3 separate regions of the Homo sapiens genome follow, and regions 2 and 3 are each linked to region 1. Evidence: chromatin contacts called from ENCODE Hi-C data. All regions are on one chromosome and are shown on one strand. Each heading gives the region's core, a stretch centred on a gene start or an enhancer-like site at or near the end of the contact. The rest is flanking DNA. Distances are from core to core; before and after follow the strand shown.

What was found. Hi-C counts contacts between places; a loop is a spot of excess contacts on that map. Pooled maps may share reads with other maps.
Region 2: a pooled map shows a loop between it and region 1 (4-fold over the local background). The contact joins two enhancer-like sites. A Hi-C loop is called at or near these places in 1 of 168 maps with a recorded cell type or tissue (GM12878), 6 of 37 single-sample maps with no recorded cell type and 4 of 50 pooled maps.
Region 3: a pooled map shows a loop between it and region 1 (4-fold over the local background). The contact joins two enhancer-like sites. A Hi-C loop is called at or near these places in 3 of 37 single-sample maps with no recorded cell type and 3 of 50 pooled maps.

Annotation. Positions count from the first base shown.
Region 1 is chr6:12,592,149-12,596,821 of GRCh38, forward strand. No RefSeq gene overlaps it. Among named protein-coding and RNA genes, the nearest start is that of LINC02530, 9.1 kb to the left of the region's middle. Within about 2 kb of position 2,248, at least 7 of the 41 ENCODE cell types and tissues checked have a DNase peak (open chromatin) inside an H3K27ac peak, as active enhancers do.
Region 2 is chr6:11,730,287-11,734,959 of GRCh38, forward strand. The region is part of intron 4 of ADTRP (androgen dependent TFPI regulating protein); the gene reads right to left. It overlaps LOC124901258 (a long non-coding RNA gene), which reads left to right. Exons shown (of 2, transcript XR_007059452.1): 2 at 1-961. Among named protein-coding and RNA genes, the nearest start is that of ADTRP, 46 kb to the right of the region's middle. RefSeq lists enhancers at 1,802-2,101, 2,382-2,471. Within about 2 kb of position 2,010, at least 17 of the 41 ENCODE cell types and tissues checked have a DNase peak (open chromatin) inside an H3K27ac peak, as active enhancers do.
Region 3 is chr6:13,301,882-13,306,554 of GRCh38, forward strand. It overlaps TBC1D7-LOC100130357 (TBC1D7-LOC100130357 readthrough), which reads right to left. Exons shown (of 9, transcript NM_001318809.2): 7 at 4,517-4,646; 8 at 3,181-3,306. The coding sequence ends at 3,220. TBC1D7 (TBC1 domain family member 7) reads right to left here. Exons shown (of 8, transcript NM_016495.6): 7 at 4,517-4,646; 8 at 3,070-3,306. The coding sequence ends at 3,220. Among named protein-coding and RNA genes, the nearest start is that of TBC1D7, 24 kb to the right of the region's middle. RefSeq lists an enhancer at 1,220-1,269. Within about 2 kb of position 1,995, at least 33 of the 41 ENCODE cell types and tissues checked have a DNase peak (open chromatin) inside an H3K27ac peak, as active enhancers do.

The DNA of each region.
Region 1 (4,673 bases), core at 998-3,497:
CATTCTATCAATATTCTTTTTTTTTTTTTTTGAGACAGAGTCTCGCTCTCTCACCCAGGCTGGAGTGCAGTGGCACGATCTCGGCTCACTGCAAGCTCCGCCTCCCAGGTTCACGCCATTCTCCTGCCTCAGCCTCCCAAGTAGCTGGGACTACAGGTGCCCGCCACCATGCCCAGCTAATTTTTTGTATTTTTTAAGTAGAGACAGGGTTTCACCATGTTAGCCAGGATGGTCTCGATCTCTTGACTTTGTGATCCGCCCGCCTCAGCCTCCCAAAGTGCTGGGATTACAGGCATGACCACCGCGCCCGGCCTATCACTATTCCTTAGAGTGCAGTTGTATTTTAGTTTCTTCTGTGTACGTGTGATATACTCCACAATGAAAATAAACAAATCTATACTTACCATGGCCTTCTCATGTCCAGAAACCCCTCGAAATACCCTTATCCTTTACCGCTGGACCATTTGGGTGGGAAATGATTACAAAGCCCTATCTTAAGCTTCATCAATGTGATGGATTAGTTTTAAGGTTTGAATGAACAAGATGATAGAAAATGAGAGAGCGCACTGGCTCCCCAGGTGGGCACAGAGGCTCAGAGGATAGGAATTTAGTGAGTGCCACTGTCAACATACTTCACATAGTTGGCAGTTTTGCCTAACATGGTCTCTGCCTGCAGAATTGCCACAAGTTGGAAATCCCACATCAGTCACCACTTCCTCGGGGACATTAGTTGTTCATGTAAATTCCGAACAATGGAAGCTGGCTTTTCATCCATACGGAAATGGAACACAAAGACAGAGCCCTAGAAGTGGAGTGTGAGTGCTGAGGATTTTCCCTAAGCCTCTTCCCTTCCACATGTGTTGATGTGTGATGTGTTGGTTAAGTATTTGGAAAGCACATCAGGTTTTAGTAATTTTTTTTCTCTAAAAAGAACAATTTGCTCTTAGAAGAATGACAGTTTTCTTTCCTTATTACATGAAATCACCCTCTGACCCCCTAAAAAGCAGAGATCTTTTGTAGGGATACACACAAGTGTGAAAAACTGAAAAGCAGAACTGGTAATAATGGACAGAAAATTAAAGAGAGCTGTCACCTCTGTCAAGGGGAAGGAGGACATGATCATGGAGATTTACTAGGTGAGGAAGGTGGTTCTGAAATACTGGCAATATTCTAGTTCTTAAGTGTTATTCTTTAAATGGCACATAAACGTTTCATAGTCTCCTTTGCATATATTGTATATTTCACAATACATTTTTATTTGTTTTATTTTACCTGAAGTTCTACCTAGTTGCCAAAAAAAAGCAGAAGTAAAAAAAGCTTTGCCAAAGAACCAGGATCAGAACCAAGCAGACCAGTAGGAGAGAGGTTTTTCTTTTTTTTAAAATTTTTAACTTCTAATTTTTGTGGGTATGTAGTAGCTGTATATATTTCTAGGTTCCAAGAGGTGTTTCGATACAGGCATGCAATGTGACATAAGCACATCACAGAGAATGGGGTATCCGTCTCCTCAAGCATTTATCCAGAGAGAGATTTTTCATGTACACCAGTACTCTTCTTTTCAGGTTTCAGCCTTTTAAATACATAACTTTCACAAGAGATGTTTTGAATGTTTTCCCTTGACCTTGAGAAAGAAAAGCATTTGCTGAGATGTTGCCTATGTGTGAAAGGGAGGGGAATCCTAGAGGAGAGGCCACTGAGTTTGCCACCCAGTTGACGCATAAGAAGCAACTTGAGAAGGACTCCAAAAGCAGCAGGTCAGCAAGTGGAAACCAGCATTGAATCAGCTGAATGGGTACCTGGAAGTGGGGTGAATGTTAAGTGTCAGTTTGCCTGCAATCGCCCCCGCTATGTATTCCTGTCCCAGAGTAATCATTAACAGCACTCCTGTTAGTGGCAGCAAATTTGTATGGGTCTGCAGCAACCTCAGCTCTCGCCTCCTCAGAAGAAAGCATTCAACTGAGGGGCCTATAGCAGAGTAAGAGACCGAGGCAAGTTTGAGAGCAGGAGTGAAAGCTTATTAAACAGCTTCAGAACAGGAACAAAAGGAAATAAAGCACCCTTGCAAGAGGGCCACGTGGGCAACTTGAGAGCTCAAGAGCGCTATTTGACTTCTGACTTGGGGTTTTATATGTTGGCACGTTTCTGAGGAGTTGTGCCTCTTCTCCCCTGAGCCTTTCCTTAGGGCAGCCTGTCTGCATGAGCAGTGACCTCCCAGCTCTTGGGAGGGGAGGTGCCGTGTGTTTACTGGAGTTGTGCGCATGCTCACTTGAAGCATTCTTCCCTTATCAGTCGAGCGTTCCCATAAGGTCATATCCAGTTAAACTCTGCCATTTTGCCTCTTAGTTTACAGGTGTCAGCCCACTTGCCCAGCTCCTGAGATCTTACTGGGAAGCTGCTGATCACCAGTTTCAGGTGTTTCTATTGAGAGACTGCCTTTCCCTGCATGGGTTGCAACCAATGATTGTTTTAGAGAGACAATTGACAACTGCCTGACCATCACCTGACGGTTGTTTGACTTTCCCATGCGGGGGAGTGGGGAAGCCTCTCTTGCTCTGCTCATCTCTGCCTGACTACCTACTGTAACACTTCTTTCACTTTCAAAAGTGTCCCAATTTGACCATAAATAATGTGGTTAACCCGTACATAAAGGAAGAAATGTAATGTGCTGTGGGAGGAGAAGGGCTCATGCAGGAAGACCTCTTAAAAAGGGACTATCTAGGGCTTAGATGCTGTGGCTCTAATTGGCAAAGAAGTGTGGTAAAACTTTTAAAAAAAATATTAAAGAGAGGAAAAGAAGGAGAGAAGGAGGAGGATAATTATTTTTGTGTTTATTTAGATCTATACAAAGAAACACACAATGGAAGTAGTAATTTCTTTGACCAACTTTTCTTCTGCTTTGAGCTTCTGAAGAGCATGCCTGGGCTTTCTTTCACCTCAATTTCATTTTCATCTGAGATAAGTAAAAGATATATGGGAACTGGCATTATCTAAGTTAATTTAGAGATTAGGGTGAGTTCATTTCCAGCTCTTCATCTTGCCTGTGGAGGAAAGGCTGGAAGCTTCCTACTCTTTCACATCACAGAGCTTGTGACCTGTAATTTTTGCTGTTTCTCAATCTGCATTCTTGTAGCTTTGTTCATTAATGGAATGCTGTAATTTATGAGCTTTCCTCTTTTGACCCTTTAAGAGAACTTTATCAGCATTCTCTAATTTTATTAACAAAACAAAAGAAACTATTTTTAGGAACGATGATCACATAAGGCTGAACCCAGACCATCCCAAGCAGATGTTGCGGTCCTGCAAAGTGGTCCCGTGAGGTAGTTGCTCCAACACGTGGTCTCAGCTCAGAAGTCACTGTTTTTGCAAACGTTGTCCTTAAAGGAGGAACAAGGTGCAGAACTTTTGTTTCTCTTTTCCTTTCTTTTGAAATATCAATTTGCCTATAACCATAGGGTAAATAACAGTCTATAGGAAAAAGGGGAAGCGATGTAGAGTTAAACAGAGGAAGGAGTAAGCAGAAAAAGTAACAGGTCACACAGAAACCAAGAAACTACAAGTTATAATGATGGTGGTTCCGTTTTCTTCCTGCATCTATGATTTCGAAACGGGCTAAATTGGGATGGGTAAGATCTAATTGGGATTCCCCCCAGATGCAACATCTTTGTGAATTTGTGGATGGGACCAGATAAGAAACTCGTGGAGGAAGGAGATTCAAATGAGCAGATTTCAGTATCCTTCAGGCAAACCCAGCCTTGAGTATTTCTCAGCTTTTGGAGATCCCAGGAAAAACATAAATGATGGAGTCACTAGGAGATAAACAATGTAATTTGACTCAAGAGAATGGGCAGAAAATCAGACACCCTAGGAGAAAAAAACAACCTGCTATTTGTAAATTTATTCATGGTGGTCAAGATCAATAACAGCAATCAAACGGTTTAGTTGCACGGAGGAAAACTTTATTTACTGGTCCCAGGCATGCTAAGCTCTGCACACAGATTTCCTGGGTGCAGGAGGATCACCTAGAATTAATTGTAAAAAGTTGCATCATATCCAAGACGTATTTGTCAGCAAAAAGACTCACACAAGAGGTTTAAACTGATGAATACCCACTCTGATGGCTCAGTAAATACTATCAGTGATGCCTTAATTTTTCTTGGTTTTAAGGATGTCTTTCTTCTATATAAGCACTTCATTTCTCCCTTTTAGTTGCTTCATACAAGAGTAATCAATTGATATGTTAGACTTTCACTGGACATTTCATGGCAAAAGGAATATTGACCCAGTATTGACATTAATAATACACATAAAGGAGAATGGCAGGCAAACCTACAAAAATCTCTCCCTATCAACACAGACTCCAGCAAAGGTCATAGGAGAGTGGAGCATTTACAGAGAGGTGAAAAGTATTGACAGAGATTAGCATGGAGCAGGGAAGAGAGACATACAATTTGTGTTTTAGAGCATGGCTGTCCCTCATATACATGCTTGTTCAATTTTTATTAAGGCAATGTACCAAGTGTTTATTTTTTTCCCTACTCCTCCAAATAATGAGCAAGGTCATCTCTTTCCCAGAATGAAAAATGTGGTGATGGTGGCTTCCTCCCTGAGAAACTAGCTGAGCCTATTAGCAGGGAAGCCACCCAGAAGGAAGGCTTCCACGTGTCAGGATGGAT
Region 2 (4,673 bases), core at 760-3,259, 860 kb before region 1:
CTGAGATTCCAATCCCTGCTGAGTTGAGGTTATAAAGCTATGGTTGACCTGGATGATCTCAGTTGAAGGTCATATTTTGGAAACGGTAACAGTGGCTCTGGTAGGGAGTTCACAACATGGTTGGTTCTGAGCAGGACCAACCATGTGTTAGGGAAAATATTTATTCAATAGAAAAATGAATAAAAACCAGAAAGAGAAGAAGAGAATTGCTGATTCTGGAAATGGCAAGGTGGCTGGTCCTGGAACTCAGCTTAGTCCACCCCTTGGCAGTTTTTAATGTATTCTCAGGGTAAGATGTGTACATGTATTTGTAAATGAGGCATGAATTTAAAGAACTGTTACTTCTGGGAACCCAGGAAGCTTTGCTGAGGGATCTTACCCTGGAGAGCACAGTATAAAAGAAAGTAATTCTCTCTCTTGCCTCATAGCAACTACTTTGGGGAAGGGACTTTACAAACATCTGCCCCAAGGCTGGGTGACAGCTGCATATCTGTGCAGTGTTTGTACGGGGCATGCAATACTTTACACACTAGCAGGGACACCTGCAGCATCAGTAGGTTTCTGGTCTACCAAGAGCAGTGTGATGATGCACTCCAGGCCAGCTGGGGTGGTTGCTGTGGCGAGTAACATTGTTAATTCTACCAACACAGGGGGCTGATGGGTAAATGACACTGTTGGCATCAGCAGTGGGCATGGTGTGCTAACCCTTAACACTGTGCCAGGTGGGGATGTTGGACCCAGTGGGGATTACAGTTTTGCTATCTGTGTGTAAGAACAATGCTCAGAACAGTGTGCAGCATGGGTTGTGCAGTGCACGACAGGGGCATGTGTGAGCACTCAGCAGATTATTGGAACTCCTTGGAAAACTGGACCAAGACCTCCAAGGCAGAAGGGTGCTTGGGGATATCACTGGAACTGTGAAATAACCATACATAAAAACTAAGACATTGTGATCAAAGTACATAATGTGCTGGCTAGTTTTTATTTTTATATTGGTTTATATTTTATTTTGTTTCCCATCTCTTGTCACTCCAACTTATTTGAAGCACTATTGTCAAGAATGACATTTTAAAGCATAATTTGCTGGCCAAGTTACAAATACTGCTCACCCTTGCTTCCACTCCAAACAAACAAACAAACAACAGCAACAACAAATGCTCCCATTTTCTATACTATGTCCAACATCCTCTAGTCTGCCATCTGCAAGCCTTCATGAGTGGGTAGTTCCAGGGATATTTCTCATTAGTCTCTTTCACAAACAGGTCCAGCAAAGAGAATTACTGACCCTTGCTCTCACGCTTTCTGCACTCTCCTGGCCTTGGGACTGTGCTCCTTTTGTTTACCTTCTCTCATTTTTTCTAGCTCCAATCCTGCCGGTCCTTCAGGGCTCAGATCCAATGCATGCCTTCCACAGTGCCCTTCCCACACCGCTCAGCTGGATGCAAACTCTTCCTTTTCTGTGGCTCCTTGTGTTTTTTTTATGAGGTTTTACCACTTTCCATCTTCTGCACTTATAATTTGTATGCATGGGTCATCTCCACTTATTAAGGATAAACCCCCTGCAGGCTGAAGCTTGGCCTGATATAACATTGCTTTTCTGGGCAGGACCAACCATGTGTTAGGGAAAATATTTATTCAATAAAAGAAAGAATAAAAACCAGCAGAAGGAACATTTCTATTTTTTTGCTCCTCACCACTGCCTCAGGGAGAACTAGGTGAGGTGTTTTGGGGTAGGAGAGAAGGGAGAAATAAGTGAGCTACCATATTTAAAGGTGACTAATGCTTTCCAAAGGAAATGAAAGCTTTGCAGTCATTACTATTTTGCAAAGCTTTATTTTCCCACTTAGGGGAGAGCTCTTCAATTTTGCAATCTGAAAAATAACTAAAAGCAACCACCACATGTAAGGCGGTCCCCACGGTCTCAGGAACTATTTTTAGGTCATTTGAACATGGTTTCGGCGGTGAAATGCTTCTCCAGCTCAGCTTCAGTGCCGTTTTCCTGACTCATGTTCGTTTCTCACGCTCCCTCTGGCCCGAGCCCATGCTCTTTACCTCATTCGTGTTATGCCATTTCCCCATTTGACTGTCCAAACTGGCACATCTGACAGTGGGCCCATAGCCACTTCCCTAAAACGTCTCCATGGGTGTCTGCAGTTTGTAGAACTTCATGGCCATCTGTGGCTGTGAGGAGCCAGGGGCCCTGGAAACTGCGTAAGGGTGGGGTTGGCAGGCACCAAAGAGTCTGAGCTCCTCTAACCAGGGCGTGAGCAGAAATAGAGATGCTTCCATCAACAGGATCACATCAAACACCCTCCTTTAAGTGTCTATATTTGATTTGTTCTAGCAAAAATGGGGCTTAGTGGACCAAATACCAACTTAGCATTTTTCATGAAGGACGAAATCCCAAACCACCTCAGCTCCCCACTGGGCACTGGGGCTCACCCAGTCACGTTCCTGCTGGTGACAGGTCTCCATCCCTTCCCTCCACTCCCTTCATTACCAGTACTTTAATGTCTAATCCAAGCACATAGAGCTGGGAACAACACGTGAAAGATTTCAAAGTGCAGAGCTAGGTCAAGCTTTGTGCATGCCCATCCATCCAGCATTTAGCTGAATGGTTTTGCACACACTGGGAATTGAACAAATACCTGGCCATGTAAACACAGTGGAAAGACAACTGGATTTGGAGAGAGGAGACCTCAGTTTTAGTTGGCTCAAGTACCAGCTTTGCATCTCTACCCCACCTCTGCCATATGACCATGGGCATGTCATCTACCCTACTGGAGATTTAGTTTTCCAATGCTAAGTCATCTCTAAGTCACCTCCCATTGTTCACACTCTCTGATTTTATTTGTGGATTGACTGATGTTATCATCAGTTGGCTAACATCAACTCCCCTGAGTTACCAGCAATGCCACCAACTGGTCTACCTGTCTTGTTCCTCTTCAGTCTAATGTCCACACTTCAGCCAGAATCATCTTTCTAATCAGCTTTCTTACATAAACCACATCATTTCATTCCTCTGATTATAACACTTTTCTACAGAAAAGCACTTGGTTTAAAAGTCCAAACGCACTAATGTGGATTTACGACCTGGCTTTACCCTGTCCTCCAATTCAGCCATACCCTCAGCTCCTCCAGCCCTTTGCAGATGCTGTTTTTTCTGCCTGAAGGTCTTTTCCATGTCTCTTTTGACCTATTCTTATTCATTCCTTGGGCCTCAGCTTAGACAGTGCTTCCCTTTAAGAAGCCAGTCCTGCACATCTCTCTGTGTGCCCATAGCATCCTGGGCTTATGCCTATTACAGTCCTATCACCCTGTCTCCCACTGTCTGTTATGCTCCTCTTTCCCGGACAGCCTCTAAAGGTAGCAGGTTTCCTGAACTTCACTGTATCCTCCATATTTTAGCACAGTGCCTGGCGCTGGTGAACCACTGAATGGATAACGATGCACTTGTACCTGGCTCCCATCCTGTGGCATTTCTTTCTCCAACATCCTAATTACCTGCATCATGGGGACACCCGCCCAGGTACTGACAAACCAACCTCCTGGCCTCTACTACTCATTTTTATAGCCACTACAATTTTCCCCAATAACAGCAGTGGCCTTAGGTGCTTTTCATCTTCTTCATCCCCAAAAAGGAAAAGAAAAACAAGGGTCAGATATGTGAACTGAAAATCAACTTACAAGTCCTTAGGTAGAAGACATTAGTAAGTAAAAGGTAATAACATATATATGAACTACCAGATTTACACTTGGCAATAAAAGAGTAAGTTAAAGACCACCAAAAAAAATACAGCATACAAATTCATGTGTATAATCAGCTAGATTCCACTTTGCTTCTCTTCAACACATGCAAGAACAACAACAACAAAATCTTTATGTGTCTATACTCTTACCCCAATCCAGGTCCCAGATACTCTGTCTTTAGGGATATATTCCTTTGTATTAAGCCAGATATGGCAAACACATAGCATATATCTTACCACTGTCCATTGTCATGCTATTGAAAGTCATTGCCAAATAATCACACAACTTTTTCTTGGTAATGCCTCAGAATCCTTTTCAACAGAGTGCTCCAGACATCAACTATCAGTAGGACCCAAGCTTAAGCCTCGTTCTCTGAAATTCCCTTTGTTAAAATGTAAAGGCTTCAGAGGCTGAAGAACAATATAGAGCACTGGAGTCTGGGGGTAGATTTATTGAGCAAGTGCTTTCTTTAAGATGGGAGAAGAAAGATTTGGGTACTCAGGGAAAGAGGGGCACAGAAAGGTGGGAGGGGTAGACACCACAAAAGGGAAGGAAGGGCTAGGGAGAAAACAGCAGATGAGGTCTGGGCACCAAGTTTATTTGCTCTAAGACAGAGGCTGGTCGAGTCCATAAAACAGGCACTGCTAGAGCCCATGTTCTTTGGAATGCACTCTCTCTCTCTCTCTCTGCGCTTCCATCCCTGACAGAGCACTGAACTGAACTAAACTTCCCCGCATATAGGGATCGGAGGGTTGTCCAGATTGTCACACATGAATAGCTTGTGTGAGTCTAGAGAAGGAACACTGATTAGCTTCCAATCTGCAGGTCTTGTGTTCAGCAAGCCTCTTTCTTTCAGAAGGAACAAAAGCATGGTGCTAGATGAGAAGGTTATAGAATGGAAGAAAAGTTTCCCACTCACTGGG
Region 3 (4,673 bases), core at 745-3,244, 710 kb after region 1:
TATGTCCAGAGGGCAGGCAGAAGCAGGGAAAAGAGAGATGCTAAAATGTCCAGCAAGCACCAGCTTGCTACTTATTAAGACTCTAGGAAAGGATGATGGAGAAGACCAGGAAGTGACTCTGTGATAAAGCCAGTGCTTAGCGTGAGCTCTGGCAGTCCCGAGTGCCTGCCATGTAAGTTCCTGGTAAACTGCAAAGGAAAACCTCAGTATTAGGTATGAGTTGGAGATGTGAACCTTAAGCGCTTGCTATGACATTCAATTTGGAGTTGTGCTTAGGATGAGCTTCTAGGATTCTTGTGTGTCCTTCTCTGATGACATTCTCCAACTCCCTTTGTCATTGTCCTGGAGTAAAATCAGCCCCTGGGAGGGGGCTCCCCTTATGGGGAGTTATCACCTCATCTAGAAACTGTCCACTCACTTTTTAACCTCCCCAAGGCAAGGCTGACAGAGGGACCAAAGTGGAAAGGGCGACTGGTCGGGAAAGCCATGAAAGGCCAGCACCCCCACCGTGGTCCCCCAGAAATCACTACCACCCTCTGTTCTCCACACCGCCATCCATCACCCCTCCCTCCTACTCAAACTGGTGCCAGCTCTGGAGGAACATCAGCTGATCTAGGAGCCACGGCTTGTGCCAAGAGCCACGGACAGTTTCATTTGGCACACAGTCTCAAGGAGAAACGGCTCTTTGTTTTCACCAACAGAGGAGATGCCACCAACTCCTGCTCCCCAAATTCCCACACTCCTTTCCCTCTCTGTCAAGGGCAGAGGAAAGCACCTTCTGGCCCTTCTAGACCCAAAACACCCAGCTAAAGACAAAGGCTGCTGACCTTATGTGACCCGGGCAGATTCACTGTCCACACCCCACACCCCTCACCAGGCTCCCCAAAGGCTGCCTTGGCTGGAGAACTTGGGATGTCACTCTGCTGCTTACGGTCACAGAGCTCGAGCAGGCGCTGTCACTTGGGCCATGTGAGCCAGTGACTCATTTTAGGATCTGGTCCTGGGCATCTAAGCTCTTTGCTTACCCTCCTCATCCCCACTGGCTTCCCTCCAGGTTCTTCATTTTCAGACAGAAAACACCAAAACCTTGAGTCACCATAGGGACGTGATAACCACATGACAGGAAACTTATGCAATTCAAGACAGGGCAAGTGCCTGTCATACCCAGAGCTACAGTGCAAGAAGGTCCTCGGAGCTCCTTCAGCGCATCATATGATTTCAGTGTTGCCTCATAATTTTCAGGCGAACTTTCCATTAACAAAGAAAGTGCTTCATTCTCATGAACCCTGACCTCATTTCCTGAAACAGCCTTGACACACAAGCCTGTGTACACACAATCCTCTACACAATTATACCTCGACGCAATCCATCCATTCGATTTGTCAGCAGGCCAAAGCCACACCCCCAACACACACACACTCTCCAACCTTCCTCGGCCTTCCTTTCTCCTGGCCAAGAGGACTGAGATCTTCTCTCATCTGTGTTTAAGGCAAATCTCTAGACGGGAAAGAGCAGAAACTAAATTTGATCATGTTAAATTCCAGCTTTCCAAGGGCGAGGAAGAATCTCACATTTTAGCCGCAATAGTCTGTGACAGGAACCGTGGGTTGTAATATATGAAGGAAAAATTCTGCAGTATCCTGACAAAATGTTTTGAAGAAAAGGCATATGGATGTATTTTTATCAGGAACTGCGCTCCTCACCCAAGACAGCAGGCACAAACATTTTCAAAACACTCAGCTCTCAGCAAAGTGAAATTCTGCTATGAAGCGAAACTGGATGCTCATCCTCTCCATCCACCACTTTCTCAGGATGGGCCTTAAAAAAATCATTCCGCCAATCAGTGTTTTAATAAAAACTCTCAGATTGACTAACTTCAAGAAAAAATCGCCGCCCCACACCCTACAGCCAGAAAGGTTTTACCAAACTGGGTTTGACAGAATATACTTGCAGAATATTTATTTTTAGATCTCTCAGCAGTACAGTAAGAGTCTTTCGTTTCAGATCAGCTGGCCTCCAGCCAAAGCAGCGAAGTCAGAGGAACTTCAGCCCCTAAGCCTTCCTGCTCCCTAAGAGTACCAGCGCTCCTGCCTGGCTCCGGCATAAATGGTTGGCAATAAGTCATTTTTTATTAAAATTTTAACTCTAGGCAGCAATTTTGCTTTAAAAGGTTTTTCTTTGGAGTGCATTTTTATTTTAAAAAATTAAATACTCTTGGATATGTTAGTATTCAGAAGCAGCAGATTTCAACAGCTCACACTTTCTCTGAACTTTTTTTCAACAGATATTTCACACACTAAGGAGGGCCTGAATTCTCAGAATTGTACCTCTATAAGTTCATAGCTGCCCTCGTCTTTTAGGGGGTGGGTGGAAAATCCAACTCACCACTCAGGCTCTTGCAGGTCTGAAGGCTAAACCGGTGTGAAACAAAGGGTCCCCTTTCACTCACTACTCCCAAAGCCGGGAACTATCCAGTGAAGAGTGGCCATGCCATTTACGTGGCACAAGGTGGCCCAGGGGTGATGAGCTGTTCACCTTCACCGGCCATTTCTCTCACTGCTTTAGTGCGTGGCACAGTGCACCCTAACATCCCACATTTAACACCCCATCAAGAAAAATGTGAGTGCAGCAAAATATCCAACAAGTACTTGCTCCTAGGAGCAATTCAAACACATTTTGTTCAATAATGGTTTCATTCCAACTGGCCCAAAGAGAAAAAAGAGTAAGGAATTGTTTAAAGCCTGTTTAGCAAGATGAAGCCTCAGAAGGCAGTTGGCTTGGATTTAAACACGTATTGCATCAACAAAAGCCAAATCTGAGGTGTCAACAAAAGGAAGTCACTCTTATTCTAGAAACAGACCTTGAAAGTAACTAGCTTGGTGCTAATTAGAGACAGGCAGGGCAGGCTTAGTTATGCACTGCTGGTTAACACACCCACTCACCCTGACTAAACCGCTTTAAAATCAGGGAGCTATTTTCTAACAACCCTTTTGAAATGCTATTCAGAGATGAACTTTACATTTCTATGTAACTGCAAGATGCTGCTCGCCAACACAGCAACACCAGGCATTTCAATTAAATAATTTTATTGGGGGAAAAAAACCACTTTGAGCACCAAAGCAAGAAAAGTGTATTATTCAATCAGTTTCCCAGATCACATGCCAAGAACACAATGCTCACTGTGGTGCCTGGCAGACGGTCCACAACCAGCGGGTGCGTTCAGCTTGAATGGACCGGGGTCCCACAGTGTTTGTGCCACAAGTCAATGGCCTTGCTCACGATCGCGTCTGAGCTGTCCTGGGGAATCTGTGGGCAAGCAAATCAGTCTTTGTGAAATTTCAGTGTTGACAACTTCAGTGTCTTCCCTCATTCGCTGTGGCATGAAATCCACTTCCATGGGAGTTTGCACTGTTTTTCAGAAAGTGACAGCATAAAAGACTTGCGTCACATGCTACCTGAGGACATGAAAGGGCTCCAGTGTCAGCCTGCCTGGGTTCAAATCCTGCACTGCTCACTAACTGTGCACCCCCGGGCAGGTTACCTAAGCTACCTGGGTTTCAGATCCCCATCTCTAAAATGGGGGAAATGATAGCCTGACTTCACAGAGCTGTTCACAGTAGGACATGAGGTAACCCATGGAAAATACTTAGCACAGGCTTCGCACTGCTAGCCACCTCTGGTTATAATGATGATTATTCATTTATTCAACGCATATTGACTCAGTACTTTATTATAATTTACCAGGCCATTTTTCAAATGTTAATACTATTTTAAAAATGAATAGATTTTGGATTCTGTGAAAATCATTCAGGCATAAGTCTCTTTAATCCTACTTCTTGCCTGGTAAAGGGTATTCCAAGATACATAGCGAGGGAAAAGTTAATTTCATTACCATTGCCTTTTTCAGCAATATACTAGGTTAATACTGTATATTAATAAACCCAACTGGGACTACACCAGAGACAGTAACAGAAATGAAATGGCTTACAAAATCCTCCAAAATACAGAACCCCTTTTGAACTGACAAAAATTACTCATTGTAAAATGACAGATCCCACCTATTCCTTTTCCTGACATGCCTGCTGATAGTCACATGGAGGATGAGACTCTGGTTCTAAGTGGACACATTCACGAGATGGTCTCAGACCATCATTTCCCAAAGACAGGATGCAAACTAACCCTCAGGCCAACTTTAGGCCAAACTTTTTCAGGGAAAAGTGTTTCTTATAATGTAAAAATACACTGTATGATTTCTCTGAAATAATCTAATGTAACAGGAAAATCTCACTTGCTAAAGTGACTTCATTTCTAGATTCAAAATCAAATCAAATTATTATTTCTCTTAAATAATTTCCCTAAAATAATCATTATTATAATTATTCTCTGAAACATTCTAAGGTATTATTTCTCTAAAATCATGTAATTATTTCTCTGAAATAATCTAATGTAACAGGAAAATCTGACTTGCTAAGGTAACTTCATTTCCAGATTCAAAATCAAATCAAAGCACACTTACATTTTCCAGAAACTTTGTTATCTTCTCTGCACTGTTCAGTGCCATAACTTTTATTTTAAAGGTTAATAAAATTTCGACAGCTACAAAAACTAGGATCTTACAGGATCCACTCACAACTTTATCCCAAACCCTACAAAAATAAGGAGATATAATCAAA